3 separate regions of the Homo sapiens genome follow, and all the other regions are linked to region 1. A link is a contact called in ENCODE Hi-C or POLR2A ChIA-PET data. All regions are on one chromosome and are shown on one strand. The core of a region is the stretch at or near the end of the contact, and the rest is flanking DNA. Distances in the headings are between cores, read along the strand shown.

Evidence for each region. Hi-C counts contacts between places; a loop is a spot of excess contacts on that map. ChIA-PET counts read pairs that join two places held with the same protein, here RNA polymerase II (POLR2A). Pooled maps may share reads with other maps.
Region 2: a loop to region 1 is called in a map with no recorded cell type, with 5 times the contacts of the local background. The contact joins the enhancer-like site here to the promoter of CLN6 in region 1. A Hi-C loop is called at or near these places in 2 of 37 single-sample maps with no recorded cell type and 3 of 50 pooled maps. POLR2A ChIA-PET finds 5 or more read pairs at or near these places in 1 of 52 experiments (WTC11).
Region 3: a map of naive thymus-derived CD4-positive, alpha-beta T cell shows a loop between it and region 1 (10-fold over the local background). The contact joins the promoter of GLCE here to the promoter of CLN6 in region 1. A Hi-C loop is called at or near these places in 1 of 168 maps with a recorded cell type or tissue (naive thymus-derived CD4-positive, alpha-beta T cell) and 6 of 50 pooled maps. POLR2A ChIA-PET finds 5 or more read pairs at or near these places in 1 of 52 experiments (activated T-cell).

Annotation. Positions count from the first base shown.
Region 1 is chr15:68,228,400-68,231,099 of GRCh38, forward strand. CLN6 (CLN6 transmembrane ER protein) reads right to left here and starts at 1,329. Exons shown (of 7, transcript NM_017882.3): 1 at 1,103-1,329. The coding sequence starts at 1,185. RefSeq lists enhancers at 614-683, 714-793, 2,024-2,073 and silencers at 834-1,423, 1,193-1,372.
Region 2 is chr15:68,794,148-68,796,996 of GRCh38, forward strand. The region is part of intron 1 of ANP32A (acidic nuclear phosphoprotein 32 family member A); the gene reads right to left. Among named protein-coding and RNA genes, the nearest start is that of MIR4312, 6.4 kb to the right of the region's middle. RefSeq lists enhancers at 438-647, 998-1,247, 1,073-1,645. Within about 2 kb of position 1,369, at least 30 of the 41 ENCODE cell types and tissues checked have a DNase peak (open chromatin) inside an H3K27ac peak, as active enhancers do.
Region 3 is chr15:69,159,385-69,162,084 of GRCh38, forward strand. It overlaps GLCE (glucuronic acid epimerase), which reads left to right and starts at 1,251. Exons shown (of 5, transcript NM_015554.3): 1 at 1,251-1,373. It also overlaps the pseudogene LOC100421574. RefSeq lists an enhancer at 913-1,413 and silencers at 1,111-1,320, 1,521-1,630.

The sequences.
Region 1 (2,700 bases), core at 79-2,578:
TGAGACAAGCAAGGCCTCCAAGGCCCAACATTTGAGGCGGCACTCACGGTCACGGCAGTGCGCCTACCCCTAAGTTTTGCAATCTAGGTCCTCAACTCGAGTCCTAGACTTGCTGCAATTAAAGGCCCTTCACAATCAGTCTGCATCCTCCTGTCACTTTCTTTTACAGCCGGAAAGCTCCAGCACCACTAAACTCCTTGCCCTTCCCCACTGTTTCCCTGGATGGAACAGCCTGTCTTCCCTGGGTCCCCTACCAAGTCCTCTGAGACTCAGCTCAAGTGCCACTTCCTCCATGAAGCCCTCCAAGATGACCGCTCACTCCCACTTGGGCTCTGTCTCTCCTGATCCCTACAGGACCGTAAGCCTCTCCCACCTTCACCCTGCCTACCCCCTTACTGCCTGGCACAGCGCTGGGCATACCACAGGCGCTTAAAGAATGCCTGCTGAATGCAGTGAATGTTTCTGGTCAGTAAAACGGGACGAAGGTAGAATGGAGCTCTGCTCGCCCAACGAGATAAACCAAAAACTGAGAAGGGCTCCTCATTCATTCTCTGGACGGCAGCTTCCGCCCTTCCCCGCTGTCTCTTCCATTACATTCGCACATTCTTGGGTGCCCCAGGTCAAGCAGACAGCCTCCTGATAAATGACAGAATCAAGTCCTACTCAGGGCTGGAGGGACCCCGAGAACGCGGAGGTGGCGCCCGGAACTTGCGGATAAGTTGGGGGTCCGAGTGACGAGGTGTGTGTACCCACCGCCCTGGGGAGCTCTCCCAGCGCAGCGGCTGTCCCGGCGCCAGCCCGGGTCGCTGGAACGCGGGAAGGGAGGAAAACCCCAAACTTCGGGCGGGCGCTCCTCCCACCCGAGCAACGGCGAAGCGGGGAGGCCGAGCCCCGCTGGGCCCCAGGCTCCCCAGACAGAGAAGGAAACGCGGGGGCACCGCCGCCACGGTAGCGCGCCTCCAAGCCCCCCGCGCTCCGCTCCGCCCCGGCCAGCGCCGCACACGAGGTTCCCGCCCGGCAGCCCTAGGAGCGTCACGTGGCGGGTCCCGAGGCCCCAGCGCACAGGCGCCTAGCCCGCCCTCTCACCCCGGCGCGCGCCCACCTGGCCTGCAGGAAGGAGGCGCCCAGCTGCGCGCCTGGGCCGCCCGTCGCTCCCAGGTGCTGCCGCCTCCGCGTCGCCTCCATGGCTGCCCCGCAGGCCCCTCGGCCCTGCCTTTCCGAGGAAGAGACCGGTTCAGCTCGGCTGCCCCGGCGGAGGCCGCCGCAAATTCCCAGCGCGGGGCGGTTCGGGGCGGGCCGGCGAGAGCGCGCGGCCCTCGGGAGGAACAGGCGGGGCTGCGGACCCGGGGCGGGGCGGAGCGGAGCGGAGCGGAGCGGAGGGAGGCGGGGCGGAGGGAGACGGGGCGGGCTCCGCTAGGGGAGGGCCGGGCGCTGCGAGTGTGGCGTCCTCGCGGGGCGGGGGCTGCTGGCCTGTCCGGGCTGCGCGCGTGACCACCAGCGGGCTGGGATGTGTTAGGGTCCCTTGCCTGCCTGGGTACGGGAATCTCTGTCTAGGGTGACTGAGGCCTGGGTGTTGGGCTGGGGCGGGGTAGCGACCTGGAGATAGACTAAGCTGATTTAAATGCTCCCCGGGGCAGAGGGTTCTGTGGGATTTCCCTTGTTCTTACGGGTGGAGGAGAGGAGGCAGGACTGGAGACCTGCACGTGTAGCACCCGCGTGGTGCAGCACGTGGGTTGCAGATGTTCTAGTGAGGGGCTGGCGGTGACAGTGGGAAGGAGCGAGTTGGTGACATCTAGAGTCGTGTGAGAGGTATGGTGACTGGGACTCTGGATGTGGGGGGTGAGGGGAGAAGAGTTCAGGCAGTGGCCGGATTCTGCCCCTGGGTGGATAGTGGAGGCACCCCCCGGGAAGTGGGCTAGAGCAGATTTCGTGTAAATAAAGATTCATCTTTGAACGCATTAAGCTTGAGGTGGGTCAGGAAGGCTGTTGGACCGGTGGTCTGAAGCTGAGGCGAGACCTGGGAACCCAGTGGACAGGCTCGTGAGTCACCGGAGCATACAAGACAGACAGAACCTAAGGGGACAGCATCCTCAAGTGAAAAACAGAACCAAAGGTCAAACCTGAGAACAGCCTGCAGGGCAGATTGCCAGGACTTCATTAGTGGTACCACTTTGAACTAGCTGTGATGCGGGCAAATGGCTCAACCCCTCACAGCTTCAGTTTACTCATCTGTAACAAGAAGATGCCTATTGCATCTACTACATTGGAGTTGTGATGACTATATGAAACTCTTAGCAGAGAGCCCAGCACTGGTGGACTAAGTTATTTACAATAGCCCGTCTCGAGACCTGAGGTTTCCCTCCACAGAAAGGTTACCTTCCACACCACTGTCAATGTCACAAACTCTCTCCTCCCCACGGTCACTGTCAGCAGCCCAGGCCGCTAACTAGAACAACTGCAACCAACTCCCATTCTCCCCACCACCCCCGTGCTACACCAGGCGCACACGACATGTGCAGGTCTCCAGTCCTGTCTCCTCTCACCCAGCCCTCAAGCCGCTGCAGAAGGGATGTGCCTCTTGGAAGGGATGTGCCTCAGATGCAAATGCAATGTGCCATTCCCCTGCCCAGTATCCTTGGTCTGCTTCCCAGACCATGAGGGGTCTGAGCTATGCCTATTTCCATTCTATTTTCTTTCCTG
Region 2 (2,849 bases), core at 119-2,618, 570 kb after region 1:
GGAAAAAGCCACTTGCCTTCCCCTTTTTCCATGGCTATCTTTACTGTTGCGTACAGTCAAGGCACAAGAATGGAAACGAAGGGCAGGTTAGCAGATTTGAGTCAACTAAGCTGTCTGTACGGCTTCCTTATAGTAAATACGAGGCCTCTTAACCTGTTGGGGAACCAGGAATGGTGTGCTTAAAACCGACCCCTTTGGATTTTTACATCCACACCTTGTTTTGTTTTTCACACTAACCCTGACCACCCTTGATTTTCTTTTCCTTCACGGAGCAAGAATTCAATACATATTTGTAGCTTTGGTTTCAACCTTGTCAGTCCCTGACTAATTTGGTTTTCAGGTTCCAGTCTTTGCACACAAGAGAAGACTCATATCAAATTGACCCTGTGTTTTTTGGTGCTCGTGGGTTTTAAATAGGTCAGCTTTTAAATGGGCCATCCCCTGTTGCAGATCCCATTTCAGCTAGAAGGCCAAACTGTCTGAGACACCAAGGTTTTAGACTGGGGTGATAGATGCTTGTGATTTTGTTGTTTTAACCATAAAATCGATGGTTTTGCTGAACAGCCAGTGTGGCAAAACCTGCAGAAATCAGTCAGGTTCCATGTTGGGGAAAAGTGAAAGCTCTGACAGAAAAGTTAGACATTTTGAAAGCTAGAAGGGCCTTAGGGATCTCCTAGGCCAGTGGCTTTCTACATTTTACACCGTGGCTCAGTACACACGTTTTTGTGTGTGTATAGGCATACACAACTGAAAACAAAACTTAACACTTGCAATTACTTTCTTATGTTACTTAGAACAAAATATGTGTAACGTGACCTACAGTCTGCAAAACTCTGGTGTAGGTCAGTTCTCTTTTTTCAGAGGAAGAAGCAAGGTCCAAAGTTGGGGCCAGAGTCACTGTGAGCTGGGCGATTCGTTTCCCTGCAGCACACACCACCACCAGGCATCAGAACTCACATCCCCAGTGGAAGACCATGGAATTAACAGATCACTCGTGTAGCTTTCAAGTTTCTGCTAACAGGAGGCTATTCTGCAGCCTCAACAGTAGTAGACCCAGATCTCCACACCTCTAGAAGATCTTTTAAAACCTTAACTAGGGGCAGAGTCCCCTATTACTTTAAAACAAACAAAAAATCTCCCCAAGAAAAAAGCATCCACGTCTCTGATTTTTTTTGTTGTTTGTTTCCTACAATAGAGCTCTGAAGGCAGGCGGGGAGCACATGGCCCGGGGAAGTCGGTGACGCCATCCTTATTATTTTAGGGAGCCAAGGAACACAAGCTGAGGCGCGCTGCAGCGGTAATTAAGCTGTCTGCCAGGGCCCCGGCTCATAGGCTAAGCCGCCGGCGCGGGGAGGGCCCGCATTAACATAAACCCTGTGACTTGCTCCTGCACCGCCTGGAACCGGCTTCCTCTGTCTCCTCCCGCGGGTGTGAGAGGGACTTGGGTTTCTGCTTCACCAAAGCAGAGGAGCTGGTTCCACCGCAGATGTTCCTCCAGCCAGAAACACAGACTCAGGGCAGTACTCCGCAGGCTGGGGTGGCTGCAGGACCTGAGTTTTGGGCTTGCCAAATGGGCCTGTTTAGCTGGTGAATCCTAGCTGGGCCCCTCCCTGATATTGTTCCTTTGCTTCCTCCCCCTTAAACCTCCTTCCTACCTTCCAGCTGGTATAGACTCCACATCAAGGACCTGTCAGTTCTACCTCCCGCAGGAAGCCTTCCCTGACTGCCCAGCCTCTAGCCCAGGCCTGTCTGGTTTAAGAGCGTGTATAGCTCTTAAAAGTGTTCACAGAGGAGCAGGAACTGTTTTGGGGTCTGAAGAAGGGAAGGAGGGGTTTTGGGTCTAGCTTTGCTGGGGGATGGGAGCTGCAGTGTGGAAAAGGGGAGATGAAGGTTTTAGAACTGGCAGGGTACACGACCCAGTGAAAATCTTACAGACTCAACTCTTTTTATTTTGAGACAGTTTCGTTCTTGTCACCTAAGCTGGCGTGCAGTGGCGTGATCTCGGCTCACTGCAACCTCTGCCACCCAGATTCAAGCGATTCTCTTGCCTCAGCTTCTCAAGTAGCTGGAATTACAGGCGCCCACCACCACGTCTGGCTGATTTTGTATTTTCAGGAGAGACAGGGTTTCACCATGTTGGTCAGGCTGGTCTTCAACTCCTGACCTCATGTGATCCACCTGCCTCCGCCTCCCAAAGTGCTGGGATTACAGGCGCCCACCATCACACCTGGCTAATTTTGTATGTTCAGTAGAGACGGGGTTTCACCATGTTGGCCAGGCTGGTCTTGAACTCCTGACCTCATGTGATCCACCTGTCTCCACCTCCCAAAGTGTTGGGATTACAGGCATGAGCCACCACACCCAGCCGCAGACTCGACTCTTTCTACATGGTTGTTCCCCTCCTACCTTCAGTGGATGCTGGAAGACTGAAGAGGTAGGTGCTGGAGGACTGAAGAGGTAGGCACTGGAAGCAGAGTCCCAGCAGGTGGTGTGTGAACAGTAACCAGGGAAGAGAAGGAAAAGGGGCCAAGATGCACCAAGGTGTAGTGCACAGAATGCTTGTCAGGCACTCTGATGACCTGGGCTTTGGTCCGCCTTGCCGCTAACTTGCTGTGTGACCTTCGGGAAGTCACTACCACTCTCTGGGCTTCTCCTAGTCCTCTAGTCCATACACTGGACAATAGAGCCTGAGTGCAGAAATAAGGTCCCTCTAGTTTCAAAATTCTCTCGGTACATACACTTTGAGCCTGAGTGCCCACCCCACATTCAAACTCAGTCACTGTTCCGGAAAGAACGTGGCCAATTTCATGGGTCAAGGGGCCCAGGATTCATCACTGAGGGATGCCAGG
Region 3 (2,700 bases), core at 1-2,500, 930 kb after region 1:
GGAAGAAATTAATAATGGGGAAAGAAAGAATAGCTGAATAAAATCTGGGAATGGCTGGGATCCAGGGCACAGGTGCAAGATTTAACCTTGAGGAGAAAGGGCACTTCTTGCTGTGGGTGAGGGAGTGAAGAGGGTAAGATGAATGAAGGTACAGGATAGGCATAATAATGAAGAGCCTGGATTTAAGGGTGAAGCCACTGGCTCACATTATAGAGGAAAGGCTAGGAAAGCCGAATTTTCTGGGGCCAGGTCCAGATTTAATATATTTAAGTATAACAGTCTTAATTCATTCCTTTCACCTTATTCAGTGCCCTGGGTGTGCCAAATACTACTGGGCACTGGGGTCTACAAAGGTACGACTTTTCATGTAATGTTGGAATTTGTTATGTTGGTAACTCGAGATTTGCATATATTTAACAGTCTTAATTCATTCCTTTCACATTATTCAGTGCCCTGGGTGTGCCAAATACTACTGGGCACTGGGGTCTATAAAGGTACGACTTTTCATTAATTTTGGAATTTGTTATGTTGGTAACTCGAGATTTGCTTTTCATTCTTCTGGAAGGCTGTATGTAGAAATAAATACAGTCATCAGACGAGTTCTTTGTCAGACCAGATGTCCTGGGTTGGGGTTTGGAAAACATGGGCATCTTAACAATGGTGCCCTGTTTGAGGTGGAGAGGGAGGAGAGGCCCAAATCGGGGAAAGGAATTAAATGGAGGTTTAGACGCGGGTAACCGGAGTGGGTGGGCCTTCAACCTGGAAGATGGGAATCCCCAGCGCACTTCGGGCAGCGCTGTAACCAAGGGTAACCGCACCTCGGTTTACACCGGTGTGAAGACCAGCCTCTTCCCCAAACCAGGTGTATCTACGGCGGCCTAGCAGGACCACACACAAGCCAAGCACGTCACGTCATTCGAGCTACCTTACCGCGAAAGTCCACTGCCTCCTACTACTTCTGGTCACTACTACCTTTGCTCACAGTTTATTAAGGAGGAGCGGAGAAGAAGAGGGGCGGAGAAGGGGCGGGGAGAATCACCTTTCCTTTTTTACAATTGGTCGTAGTAGACTCCGAGTCCTGCCGCCCGTCCTGCAGCCGACAGGCTGCCAGGACTGTCACTCGAGGAGCTGCCGCTACCGCCCCCCGCCGTGGCCCCGCCCCTTGCCGTGGCTGGGATCTCGCGGGAAGAGCTGCGGGCACGGCGGTGGCTCGGTCTCCCGGCTGCGCGCGGAGCGGGAGGGCTCTCCTCACACAAGCGCTTCCTTGCCGAGAGGCTGGAGCTGCGGCACCGCAGGCCTGAGCCACCCCTTCTCTGCTGTCTCCTTCTCTTCCTCAGGGCTCCCGTGTCTGCTCGCCCTCCGACGCTGCTCAGGTTAGAAAGCCCGGAGCGCGTCTCCGCTGAGGAGCGGTCGGGGAGCGGGGACACGGAGCAGCCGGAGCAGGCGGGCTCCTGACGGGGGCGGCTCTGGGGGCTGCGCGGCGCTGCCTGGTGGGCGCGAGGCTTGGCGGGGTTTGGGAGTCCGGGGGGCGAGGAGGCGGTGCAGTGGGATCCGGGCGCGGGCGCCCAAGGGCGGTGTAGCGGGTGCCGGAGCTCCCGAGGTGAGGGGGCAATGTATTAGGGATCCTGGGGGCTCTTCCGGCTTGGGGTAGGGGTGGGTGGCGGCACACGGGGTCCTAGGTCTTTGACGTCGAGGGAGATTTATCAGGGTCTTGAGCTTCTTGGAGGTGGTGTAGCGGGGTTCCGGGACAAGGGGTCTTTTTACCCGGGTCCCGAGCTCTTTGGGGCAGAGAATGCAGTTTAGCAAGGTTTACACCGGTGTAAACCTTGTCTCTGGAGGCAGATCATCGGGGTCTTGGGGGTTCTTTGAGCGGGCGTGGGCGTCCGTTTCGCATTGCTGGGATGAAGAAGCAGTGTGTCCGGGTTCTGGGGAGAGGGGTCTGTTCATCGGTGTCTCCGGGTGAGAGAGCGATGTATCCGTTCCGCTGGGGCCGGGGCCGCCTTGGGGGGTTGTTGGGGGCTGAGGGTGTGTAGCGGCGACCAGCGTCTGGCCGGGGTTTCTGCTTTGCCCGGAGCGGGGCGGTAACTTGGCATGGTCTCCAGTCTTTTGGGGGCGACGGGGCGAGTTAGCTGGCCCCCGGGCAGTCTCTCGGGGTGGGCGCGGCTCCGCAGGCGCTGGGTCCGCTGAGGGCGGGAGAGGGCTTTGGTGCTACCGCGCAGGCTGGGCAGCATCCTGAAACGTTTTTGTTCAGGTCTCCTTCTCTCTGGATGAGATTTACTCAATGCTTAGTTGGAGGATTGATCGGTGTTGTTGCCTAGTTGAAGAAGCAGTGCGTTTGTTCTGCAGTTTTCTTTTCTCTGCCCCGGGATCCCTGTGGGGGCGCGCTGGTCTCGCTGGAGCTCCGGGAGCTAGAGTGGCAGCACCTTAGGTGGGCGTTTGGTCTGCAGGTTCTTTAGGAGGCCGGTGTCCGCAGGTTGAGCGTGGATACAGCTCCTGAGCAACTGGAATCTGTTGAGGGTGGGGAAGACTGATTTTGGCTTGCTTTCCTAGGTGGTGGTCTGCTTTGCTCATCCTGCATGATTAGATCTGTTCTGAAGTCTTGCCTGAGTGAATGTTAGGCAGAGTCGGATAGTGCAGGGAAGCGTGTTCTGTCTGGCTTCTTTCTGTCCTTTGAAAAGCATTTGTAGAGAGGGATAACGT